Linked DNA regions of Homo sapiens: region 1 is linked to region 2. Evidence: chromatin contacts called from ENCODE Hi-C or POLR2A ChIA-PET data. All regions are on one chromosome and are shown on one strand. The core of a region is the stretch at or near the end of the contact, and the rest is flanking DNA. Distances in the headings are between cores, read along the strand shown.

Evidence for each region. Hi-C counts contacts between places; a loop is a spot of excess contacts on that map. ChIA-PET counts read pairs that join two places held with the same protein, here RNA polymerase II (POLR2A). Pooled maps may share reads with other maps.
Region 1: a loop to region 2 is called in a map of B cell, with 12 times the contacts of the local background. The contact joins the promoter of ILF2 here to the promoter of CHTOP in region 2. A Hi-C loop is called at or near these places in 37 of 168 maps with a recorded cell type or tissue (B cell, CD14-positive monocyte, CD4-positive, alpha-beta T cell and 25 more), 30 of 37 single-sample maps with no recorded cell type and 35 of 50 pooled maps. POLR2A ChIA-PET finds 5 or more read pairs at or near these places in 43 of 52 experiments (A549, A673, AG04449 and 33 more).

What each region holds. Positions count from the first base shown.
Region 1 is chr1:153,669,530-153,675,878 of GRCh38, forward strand. ILF2 (interleukin enhancer binding factor 2) reads right to left here and starts at 1,464. Exons shown (of 14, transcript NM_004515.4): 1 at 1,389-1,464; 2 at 642-701; 3 at 307-349. The coding sequence starts at 1,393. TRX-CAT1-1 (tRNA-iMet (anticodon CAT) 1-1) reads left to right here and starts at 1,721; the gene lies at 1,721-1,792. RefSeq lists a silencer at 1,484-1,863 and enhancers at 1,904-2,043, 2,594-2,673, 2,684-2,733.
Region 2 is chr1:153,631,905-153,637,668 of GRCh38, forward strand. CHTOP (chromatin target of PRMT1) reads left to right here and starts at 2,162. Exons shown (of 6, transcript NM_015607.4): 1 at 2,162-2,439; 2 at 4,668-4,749. The coding sequence starts at 4,685. S100A1 (S100 calcium binding protein A1) reads left to right here. Exons shown (of 3, transcript NM_006271.2): 3 at 1-135. It also overlaps a transcript of S100A13 not described here. RefSeq lists an enhancer at 2,136-2,245 and a silencer at 2,586-2,665.

The sequences.
Region 1 (6,349 bases), core at 214-2,713, 37 kb after region 2:
AACCTCCGCGTCCCGGGTTCAAGCAATTCTCCTGCTTCAGCCTCCCAAGTAGCTGGGATTAGACACATGCCCAGCCAACTTTTTTATTTTTAGTAGAGACGGGGTTTCACCATATTGGCCAGGCTAGTCTCAAACTCCTGACCTTCAGGTAATCCATCTGCCTCGGCCTCCCAAAGTGCTGAGATTACAGGCGTGAGGCACTGTGTCTGCCCTCTTCAACCACCATCTAACTTCATTAACTGGGAGATACTGGGCTCCATTTCAACAGTGACCAGAAAATGTGTATCATTAACCCAAGGTACTCACCAAATAGAAGTCAAATGGGATATGTGGTACAAAGGGCCTGAACCTAAAACATGAAAAACAGCCAAATTATTCCCTAGGTAGGAATCAAGCGAGATGTAAATAACACGCCAACAATTTTGAAAACATGTCAGTCCTCAGAATGAGTGACAAAGTCTCCGGGGAGGGAAAGAATCATTCTTAGCATAGTGGGGCCAAATTCATTTAACAGGAGTGCAGGAAAAGACCACAGTTGGCTCTCGCAAAACCAAGTGACATTAGTCTACTCTAAAACTCCTATTTAGATGACAAGCAGAAACTAACAACCAAGTGCAGAGATGCTAAAAGCTGGTACTCACCCTCCTCCTGGGCCTCCTCTGGAACCAAAGCGCCCACCACGACCACGGCCTCTGTCACCCCTAGAAATGCAGATTTTATTTTGACCTCATTGAAGGAATACCCACCGGCCATATCATCTTAGGTTGGCTACTTTCATCCCTCGGAACCTCCCAACGGTAGGCAAGAGACCCCACTCACACTTACACTTGTCCCCATTCCAAATGGTGCCCAGTTACACCCCCATAACCTCCTCTAAGTTAATCCAACCCCCATCAAGTAATGATGGGGCTCAGTGAGCCCTACACTTAATAACCCATAATCCTGGGCCACACGAATCCTAATACTTCGGAGGCTAAAGATTGCTCATTTCTTCACTAAGGTACACATTTATCGGGCGTGTCCTAATGTCAAGGCCTTCGCACTGAGGATGAATGCGGCTCGCTCCAGCATTCTCAGCCCGGATGACGGGGGCGGGGGAAAGGTGGGGAGCTCCTCCAGGGGCTTGAGGACACCCCCTCATCGCAACCCTTCAGAGACAAAGGTGTCGAACCCCCCTCCCCACTCCTGGGCCCGAACCCCATCCCGGGCCCAAGTTTCCCCGCCTCTACCGGCCTCCATCTCTCCCACTATCCTAGACCAGGAGTTCTCAGGTTTTTGGCCAGCCCCCGGATACATGGCCCTTTCTGATACTCCGACTTCTTTCGGCCCACGTTCACAAAGTTTTCCGTCGAATACCTGAAACCTTTCGACCGCTTCGACCCACTTACCTCATGGCGCCTTAAAACACGAACAATGGAGGCCGCACCAACCGCCCCTTCCTCTGAGTAGCAGACAACTGAAGAGGCGTCTTGCCGGCGTGTCCCAATAAAACCCGGTGCGATTGGCTCCCGCCTTACCCCATCGCTTATGCCTATTGGCTTACTTTGTCAAACCGGGCTTATGAACCAATAAAAAACGCCTACTGTGTCAGGAACTAGCCAATAAGAACTGGTTCTATAGTAATGACGAATTTTTGATCAGACATTAGGTGGCACTAAAGAAGTCAGGACAACGACTACGTAGTGTTCTATAACAATCATGAGAAATTTTAGTTCTAGATAGCAGAGTGGCGCAGCGGAAGCGTGCTGGGCCCATAACCCAGAGGTCGATGGATCGAAACCATCCTCTGCTATCGGAGTTTTTTCATTGCCCTGTACGGCATACGTAATCTACGTTTCTTTAGTGAAGGAAAATATCTTGCCAATTTTCCTACCTCAAAAATGCAACCAATATCAGCTATTTTTGCCACTAGCAGTTGAAGTTGATGGGGAAAAGGGAGTTTAGGCAACTATGAACACTGCACGTCTACAAACTCGAAGCAGGAGAAACAGGTTTTAGATAGGAGAGGAGTATATTGATTGAATTAGTGTGGAAAACATGGTTTTCCATGTCCATGGAAACAGGTGATCCACCCGCCTCAGCTTCCGAAAGTGCTGGGATTACCGGCGTGAGCCACAGCGCCCAGCTTGGTTACATAAATTCTTTAGTGGTGATTTGTGAGATTTTGGTGCACTCATCACCCGAGCAGTATACACTGAACCCAACTTGTAGACTTTTATCCCTCACCTACCTCCCTTCCATAAGTACTTTTTCGATATTTAATTTACTACAGCAGAACGTAAACATCTTAAGTCTAAACGTATTCTGGCCACGTAACCACCATCCAGATTAAAATAAATATTATTAATTTTTAAAAAACAAGCAAACAAAAAGCGGACCGAGTGCGGTGGCTTGTGGCCACCCAGCACTGTGGGAGGCCGAGACGGGTGGATCACCCGAGGTCAGGAGTTCGAGATCAGCCTGGCCAACATGGTGAAACTCCGTCTCTACTAAAAATACAAAAATTAGCCGGCGTGCTGGCGGGCGCCTGTAATTCCAGTTACTCAGGAGGCTGAGGCAGGAGAATCTCTTGAATCCGGGAGGCGGAGGTTGCAGTGAGCTGAGATGGCGCCACTGCACCCCAGCCTGGGCGATAGAGGGAGACTCCGTTTAAAAAAAAAAAAATCTTACTTGAGGTTTGTTGAGCTTCTTGAATCAATGGCTTCAGGTTTGTCGTCCATTTATTAAATTTATCAGCTATTATCTCTTCAAGTATTAGTTTTACCTATTATTTCCCTCGTTCCTGAACTCCAAATAAAGACGGGTTAGACTTTTCCCCCAGTAATCTCTTTGTCTCTTACCCTCTCTTCTATTATTTCATTTTATTTAGACACAGGGTCTCACTCTGTTGCCCAGGCTGGAGTGCAGTGGTGCACCATCATAGCTCACTGCAGCCTCAACCTCCTGGCCTCAAGAGACTCTCCCATTTCGGCCTCCCTAGTAGTTGGGACTACTCAAAGGCACAGGCCACACCACTCCGAGCTAATTTTATTTTTTTTTTTGAGATGGAGTCTCCCAGGCTGCAGTGCAGTGGCGCTATTTCAGCTCACTGCAACCTCCGCCTCCCCGGTTCAAGCGATTCTCCTGCCTCAGCCTCCCGAGTAGCTGGGACTACAGGCGCCCGCCACCACGCCCAGCTAATTTTTTTTTTTTTGTATTTTTAGTAGAGACGGGGTTTCGCGGTGTTAGCGAGGATGGTCACCATCTCTTGATCTAGTGATCTGCCCGCCTCGGCCTCCCAAAGTGCTGGGATTACAGACGTGAGCCACCATGCCCGGCCCTGCCCAGCTAATTTTTGTATTTTTAGTAGACATGGGGTTTCACCATGTTGGCCAGACTGGTCTCAAACTCCTGACCTCAGGTGATCCTCCTGCCTCTGTCTCCTAAAGTGCTGGGATTACAGGTGTGAGCCACCTCCTTTGGCCCCGGGCTTACTTATTTATTTATTTTTGTAGAGATGGGGTACTTTATATGTTGTCAAGGCTAGTCTTTGTTTTGTTTTTGTTTTTGTTTTTGTTTTTGTTTTTGTTTTTGTTTTTTTTGAGACAGAGTTTCGCTCTTGTTGCCCAGGCTGGAGTGCAATGCGTGATCTTGGCTCACAAACTCTGCCTCCCAGGTCCAAGTGATTCTCCTGCCTCAGCCTCCCGAGTAGCTGGGATTACAGGCATGCACCACCATGCCTGGATAATTTTGTATTTTTAGTAGAGACAGGGTTTCTCCATGTTGCTCAAGCTAGTTTCGAACTCCCAACCTCAGGTGATCCACCCACCTCGGCCTCCCAAAGTGCTGGGATTACAGGCATGAGCCACTGCAAAGGCCTTTTACCCTCTCTTTTTATGCTTTTCATTCCTTTTTATCCATTCTTCATTTTAGGTAGTTTCTGCTGTCCTTTCTTCCAATTTATTACTTGCTCCTCAGTTTAGTCTAACATAGTATTAAATCTATCATTTGGTTCTTAATTTTGGTCTTTTAATATTTTGGGTCTGTATTATTATTATTTTTGAGACAGGGTCTCACTCCTGTTGCCCAGGCTGGAGTTCAGTGGCATAAACACAGCTCACTGAAGCCTCAACCTCTTGGGCTCAAGCGATCCTCCTGTGTCAACCTCCAGAGTAGCTCGGACTATAGGCATATGTCACCACACCCAACTAATTTTTTAATTTTTGGTAGAGATAAGGTCTCACTATGTTGCCTAAGCTGGTCTCCAACTCCTGGGCTCTAGTGATCCTCACCTCAGCCTCCCAAAGTTCTGGGATTACAGATGTGAGGCACCAAGCAGGACCTTAGATTTTCTATTTATTCTACTCCCAGGTTGCCCCTAGGAGTGCAGCCTTTTGAGATCCTAGCCCAAAACACGAAGGTGGTTTACCAAGGTTATCACCTTTGGGGACATTTGGACTCCTTTTTTTTTTTTTTTTTTTGAGAGTGAGTTTCCCCCTATTGCCCAGGCTGGAGTGCAGTGGCGCAATCTCGGCTCACTACAACCTCTGCCTCCTGGGTTCAAGTGATTCTCCTGCCTCAGCCTCCCGAGTAGCTGGGCTTACAGGCATGCACCACCACGCCTGGCTAATGTTTGTATTTTTAGTAGAGATGGGGGGTCTCACCATCTTGTGCAGGCTGGACTTGAACTCCTGATCTCATGATCCATCCATCTCAGCCTCCCAAAGTGCTGGGGTTACAGGCATGAGCGACCGTGCCTGGCCCTTTTTCTTTTTTTTAATTTAAAAAAATTGAAATGGGGTCTCGCTCTGTTGCCCAGGCTGGTCTGAAACTCCTAAGCTCAAGCCATCCTCCCGCCTTGGCCTCCTAAAGTGCTGGGATTACAGGTGTGAGCCACCACACCCGGCCTGGACTTCACCGGCCCCACACAACCTATTTTCTGCCACTAATTCCAAATCAGCAAATGACCCCAGGGTAAAATCAGCCCTACTGCTGGGCTTACTTCTCTACTTTCCTGTACTTTCATGCTGTCACACCAATAATTTCTCACTATCTTATTTTTTTAATTATTATTATTTTTTGAGATGAAGTTTTGCTCGAAATGGAGTGAAATGGTACGATCTCAGCTCATTGCAACCTCCGCCTCCTGTGTTCAAGCAATTCTGCCTCCGCCTCCCAAGTAGCTGGGATTACAGGCACCTGCCACCACGCCCGGCTAATTTTTGTATTTTTAGTAGAGACGGGGTTTTGCCACGTTGGCCAGGCTGGTCTCGAACTCCTGACCTTAGGTGATCCACCTGCCTTGGCCTCCCAACGTGCTAGGACTATAGGCGTAAGCCACTGTGCCTGGCCTCACTATCTTATTAGTTCTTTTATTATTATTTATTTATTTATTTATTTATTGTTTTTTTTGAGACAGGGTCTTGCTCTGTTGCCCAGGCTGGAGTGCAGTGGTGTGATCTCGGCTCACTGCAATCTCTGCTTCTGGGTTCAAGTGATTCTTGTGCCTCAGCCTCCCGAGTAGCTGGGATTACAGGTGTGCACCACCAAGCCCGGCTATTTTTTTTTTTTTTTTTTTGAGACAGAGTTTCACTCTTGCTGCCCAGGCTGGAGTGCAGTGGTGGGATCTCGGCTCACTGCAACCTCAACCCCCTGGGTTCAAGCAATTCTGCCTCAGCCTCCCGAGTAGCTGGGATTACAGGCACCTGCCACCACGCTTGGCTAATTTTTTTTTTTTTTTGAAGAGACGGAGTCTTGCTCTGTCACCCAGGCTGGAGTGCAGTGGCGCGATCTCGGCTCACTGCAAGCTCCGCCTCCCAGGTTCGAGCCATTCTCCTGCCTCAGCCTCCTGAATAGCTGGGGCTACAGGCGCCCGCCACTGTGCCCAGCTAATTTTTTGTATTTTTAGTAGAGACAGGGTTTCACCATGTTAGCCAGGATGGTCTCAATCTCCTGACCTTGTGATCCGCCCATCTCGGCCTCCCAAAATGCTGGGATTACAGGCTTGAGCCACTGCGCCCGGCCCAGTTCTTTTATTTTTATTTTTATTTATTTATTGTTTTTTGAAACAGGGTCTTGCTCTGCTGTCCAGGCTGGAATGCAGGTGCGCAATCTTGGCTCACTGAAACCTCTGCCTCCTGGGTTCAAGTGATTCTTGTGCCTCAGCCTCCCTAGTACCTGGGATTACAGGCATGCACCACCAAGCCCGGCCAATTTTTTTTTTTTCTTTGAGACAGAGTTTCACTCTTGTTGCCCAGGCTGGAGTGCAATGGCATGATCTTGGCTCACCGCAACCTCTGCCTCCCAGGTTCAAGCGATTCTCCTGCCTCAGCCTCCTGAGTAGCTGGGATTACAGGCATGCGCCACCATG
Region 2 (5,764 bases), core at 912-3,411:
CTTCCACCTCACCCCACTTATCCCTCTCCATAACCCCACCCTTGCCCACCCCACCCCCACCCCCACCAAGGGCGCAAGAGTAGCGGTCCAAGCCTGCAACTCATCTTTCATTAAAGGCTTCTCTCTCACCAGCCATCCGATGTCTGTCTCCTCTGGGATCTGGAAGTGGGTGGAGACGTGAAGACTGTTCACTCTCAACTCCCCTTATTTGGGGAAGTGTCTTATTTAGAAAGAGGTCAAGGTGCATTACATCTTCCTACTTGAGGAATGCTCAAGGTCCAGAAATGTGGGGGTTCAAGGTTCCAGTTGGAAGTCGAGGAGACATCAGCTTCTCAACTATAAAACCAGAGGAAGAAATAATCTTTTTTTTTTTTTTTTTTTTTTGGAGACACAGTCTGGCTCTGTCACCCAGGCTGGAGGGCAGTGGCACGATCTCGGCTCACTGCAACCTCCGCCTCCCAGGTTCAAGCGATTCACCTGCCTCAGCCTCCCGAGCAGCTGGGACTACAGGCGCCTGCCACCACGCCCGGCTAATTTTTTGTATTTTTAGTACAGACGGGGTTTCACCATGTTGGCCAGGATGGTCTCGATCTCCTGACCTCGTGATCCCCCCGCCTCGGCCTCCCAAAGTGCTGAGATTACAGGCATGAGCCACCGCGCTAGGCCGAAAGAATCTTCTTTCAATCAACGAACATTTACTTAAGTGGTACTATGTGTAAACACTGTAGGAACTGAGGCTCCAGCATTAAGCAAAATAACCACGATCCTTACCCTCACATGGGTAAGGATGCTGGGCCATTACTTACACACAGACACACACAAACACATACACACACGCACACGCCCAAGTGCCAGGAAGGAAAATGAAAGGGTCTTGACGTGCCAGTGGAGCAGAGGAAGGGTTGCAGATGTGTCATTCTCTCATTCCTCAAACATATGTACACTGTATTGTGCACATAGTCATTAGAAAAATCCCTTATTGAGGCCGGGCACAGTGGCTCACGACTGTAGTCCCAGCACTTTGGGAGACAGAGGCGGGCAGATCACTTGAGGTCAGGAGTTGGAGACCAGCCTGGTGAAACCCCATCTCTACTAAAAATACAAAAATTAGCGGGGCATGGTGGTACGCGCCTGTAATTCCAGCTACTCAGGAGGCTGAGGCAGGAGAATCGCTTGAACCTGGGAGGCGGAGGTTGCAGTGAGCCGAGATGGTACCACTGCACTCCAGTCTGGGTGACACAGCGAGACTCCATCTGCAAAAAGAAAAAAAAAAGAAAGAGAGAAAAATCCCTTATTGAGCAGGAAACATAGCTTATGCCCATAATCCTAGGAGTCGGGAGGCTGAGGTGAGAGGATCACCTGAGCCCAGTAGGTCAAGGCTGCAGTGATCCGTGATTCATTGCGCCACTGACTCCAGCCTGGACAACAGAGCCAGACCCCGTCTCAAAATAACAACAACAAATCAGAGAGAGAAAAGAGAAATCCCTATGTAGGTCTGCAACAAAATAAACACGGATGGCAGGTGTGGGGGGAGGACATGGAAACGCAATCGAGGACGCAAAGGTGCCCCACCCCAAGAAGGAGTAAACAGTATCTAGGCCAAGTTGGGGAGGGGAGGAAGTGAGGAGGAAAACATGGACGGGCGGTGGTGTTGGCCGGTGCAGGATGGGAGAGGAATTTGCTCCTAATACTGGCCTCCTGGGCCTTGGCTGGAGCATTTACGGCACTTCACAACTCTCAGACTGGGCGAGTGGCCATGAGGGGAAAACCAGTGCAAATTCCCCAGGCCCAATTGTCCGGAAGAAGACGAGGCAAGTCCGCGTAAAGATTTTTAGACGGTGTACCTTGGCTAGGGAACGGAGGGGCGAGGGAATTCGGGACCCAAATCCCCTCTAAGGCCCACATTAATAACTACCCCCAAGAGGTTGCAGCGCAACCACTACTGGAACGTGAAGTCCCCGGCACGCCCCAACAACAGGACCATTGGCCACGCCCCTAGGGGCGGGGCACTGCATGGAAAGCCCCGCCTTCGCCCTAAGGCTCCGCCTCTGACCTCTGCGCAGGCGTAGCTCAAATCTTTCCCGCCCTCTAGTCGTGCGCGGATCTGACGCCTGACGTAATTGCGTAGACGCCATTTTAGCCGGTCAGACAAGCACTGGACGTGGCGGCCATTTTGTTTTGGACACCGAGCAGGAGCTGGCGGCCGCTGCAGACGAAAGGCAGGAAAGGGCAGGCCGGGTGAGCAGACGGATCGGCCGACTAGACAGCCAACCAGCAACAACGAACTGAGCTCGCATACTACCGCTTACGCATCTAACCAACCGCCCATCTAGCTAACCCGAGCCCCTCCACCGTCAACTCAGGTTCGGCCGGTCCCCGGCCCGCCTGCCGGAGCCGTGGTGGCAGCCCCGGGAGGAGCACTGGCGTCTGTTTCCTTCGGTGAGTTTCGGTAGTGAGAAGGAGCCGGGGGAGGTGCGGTCTTGAGGAGCGGAAGGGGCCGGCGGACGCGGAAAGGGGGTGGTGGCATGTGGACATAGCTACGGTGTTGGAGCGTGGAGGCCCCGGGGAGGAGGCGGAGCCCCTGCGAAGGGGCGGGGGAGGGGCTGAACTGGAACCTGGTGGCGGGATTGATGGAGGTTGGGGTTTGATAGGATAAAAAGGAAACTTGGCGGGTAGAGCAGAAGTGGAAGTCTTGACAGGGCTTTGAGGATGGTAGGGAGATTAAGAAGTACAAGACTTTGAGGAATGTTGGAAATTAATGGCGGCTTTAGGGTTAAGTTTTGTGGAGGGCTCTTTGCGAGCTAATTCCCAGGTGAATTTAGAAAACCTTTCCTACTCCCCCAGATCGTCAGTTTCTTGTTAAAGTCCCTACTTGATTCTGGAGTTGAAAGCCACTTTTGAAACTAGGCATGCATATATATATGTATATATATACATACATATATATATATATTTTTTTTTGGGGGGGGACGGAGTTTCGCTCTTGTTGCCCAGGCTGGAGTGCAATGGCACGATCTCAGCTCACTACAACTTCCGCCTCCCGGGTTCAAGCGATTCTCCTGCCTCAGCCTCCGGAGTAGCTGGGATTACAGCCATGCGCCACCACGCCCGGCTAATTTTGTATTTTTAGTAGAGACATTTCTCCATGATGGTCAAGCTGGTCTCGAACTCCCAACCTCAGGTGATCCGCCCGCCTCGGCCTCCCAAAGTGCTGGGAAAACAGGCGTGAGCCACCGCGCCCGGCCCTGCCTGTATTTTCACTGTAGATCAGTGGTTCTCAACTTTAGCTGCACATTAGAAGCACCTAGGTAGCTTTCCCCCGACCCCACAATTGGTTCATTTCCAAACCTCATTACCAGAGATTGTGGTTTAATTGATCTAGGCCCAGATGTCTGTATTTTCTATTTTTTTAATTAATTTATATTTTTATAGAAACGGGGTCTTACCATGTTGCCCAGGCTGGTCTCGAGCTCCAGGGCTCAAGCATTCCTCCCGCCTTGGCCTCCCAAAGTGCTGAGATTACAGGCGTGAAGCACCGCGCCCGCCCTGTCCGGCCCTATGTTTTAAAAGCTCCTTGGATAAGTCATATGTAGTCAAGGTTGAAAATGACTGCTCTAGAGTAAAAGCCAAACTCGGCCCGGTGCGGTGGCTCACGCCTGTAATCCCAGCACTTTGGGAGGCCCAGGTGGGTGGATCAGGTGAGGTCAGGAGTTCAAGACCACCCTGGCCAACGTGGAGAAACCCCGTCTCTACTAAAAATAAAAAAAAATTAGCCGGGCATGGTGGCACGTGCCTGTAGTCCCAGCTACTCAGGAGGCTGAGGCAGGAGAATGGCTTGAACGGGGAGGCAGAGGTTGCAGTGAACTGAGATCACGCCTCTGCACTCCAGCCTGGGCGACAGAGCCAGACTCTGTCTCAAAAAAAAAAAAAAGCCAGACTCCATACTTTGATTGCTAGATTGGCTTCTGCCGTTTTTGAGAAATTCCCGGGTATTTTGTGGGCCTTGAAGTTTGTTTGTTTGTTTGGGGTTATTTGTTTGTTTTAAAGAGATGGGGTCTCAGGCCAGAGTGCAGTGGCATGATCACGGCTCTTTGCAGCCTCCAACCCCTGGGCTCTAGCGATTCTCCCACCTCAGCTCCCCTGAGTAGCTAGGACAACAGGTGCTGGCCACCATGCACCGCTAATTTTTTTTTTTTTTTTTCTTAGTAGAGACTGGGTCTCGCTTTGTTACCCAGGCTGGTCTCTAACTCCTGGCTTCAAACCATCCTGTGCCCTTGCCCTCCCAAAGTGTTAGGGTTACAGGCGGTGAACCACCATACCCAGCCACCTTGAAGTTATAATAATCTGAGGTAATTGCCATAGAAACTTAAGAACTTTTGCTGGGCGTTGGGTCCCAGTGATCCCAACACTGGGAGGCCAAGGTGGGAAAATCCTTTGAGGCCAGGAGATTACGGCTGCAGTGGCCACTGCATTCCAGCCTGAGTGACAGAGCGAGACCCTGTCTCAAAAAAAAAAAAAAAAGAAATTTAAGCACTTGAAATGTGCCCTCGTGTGCTCTTTAGTCATCAGTGATAAGGCCTTTTTATTTATTTTTGGCTTGGGCCTTGCCACTTATAGAAATGATGTCACTATTGTGATTTGCTCATTTTACGTATTGTTCTTTGTAGATTCTCGGGATTCGAAGATGGCTGCACAGTCAGCGCCGAAAGTTGTGCTAAAAAGCACCACCAAGATGTCTCTAAATGAGCGGTGAGGCAGCCAACAGCAACTTCAACTCCTTCCTAAGAAAACATTACTTAACTTGGCCCTGGGGTCCAATGCACAAAGCCAATTTTAAGCTAAATACCAACAGAAGGCTACAGACCTCTGTTCTTAGTTGCATCTCATGTGGTACACAAAACAAATTGGGCGGTTGTTTCAAAACCCCTTATCAGTAGACTTTTATGTTAAGCTGTCTGAAGTATTTATTTGGTGGGATGTATTTTAAAAGACTCCTAACACTCTTCCTTTTCACATTTTTTTACGTTGATACTGGGGTCGTGCAGCACGGTAGCATGGTACCCTGGCTACAGTAGGCTTGCTGCCCAGTCCAAGGCCAGCAGTGTTGTGTCTGGCCTGTAAGAGGCAGGTAGCAAGCCATGAATATGTCCAAAGGCCCTTGAATGTCATTCTTGGGCCTTGTAAGAGGCACTCGCTTTGCTCCATTTCACTTTCTTTCCATTCTGCTTTTAGTTTGGTTTTGTTTTGGATTCTTCTACAGTTAAGTGTTCTTCTCTTCCATTCCATTATACTTCCTTGACAGAAATAATGAGTCTCTTCACAGGCTCATAAATGATCAAACTGATGTAACTTTGAAAAGTAACTACTTGGAGTCAGAAAAAGTGATGATTGGAGACTAAGAAAAGTAAAGATATTCAAAGGCAGTTTCTATCTCTGACAACTTTGTTCATTAAGAGTGCCTTTGTTTAGGCGCGGTGGCTCATGCCTGTAATCCCAGCACTTTGGCAGGCTGAGGCGGGCGGATCACGAGGTCAGGAGTTTGAGATCAGCCTGCCCAACATGGTGAAACCCTGTCTCTACTAAAAATAGAAAAATTAGCTGGGCGTGGTGGCGTGTGCCTATAATCCCAGCTACTCAGGAGGCTGAGGTAGGAGAATCACTTGAACCCGTGAGGCGAAGGTTGCAGTGAGCCAAGATCCTGCCACTGCACTCCAGCCAGGGCAACAGAGGACAGAGTGAGGCTCCGTTTCAAAAAAAAGAATGC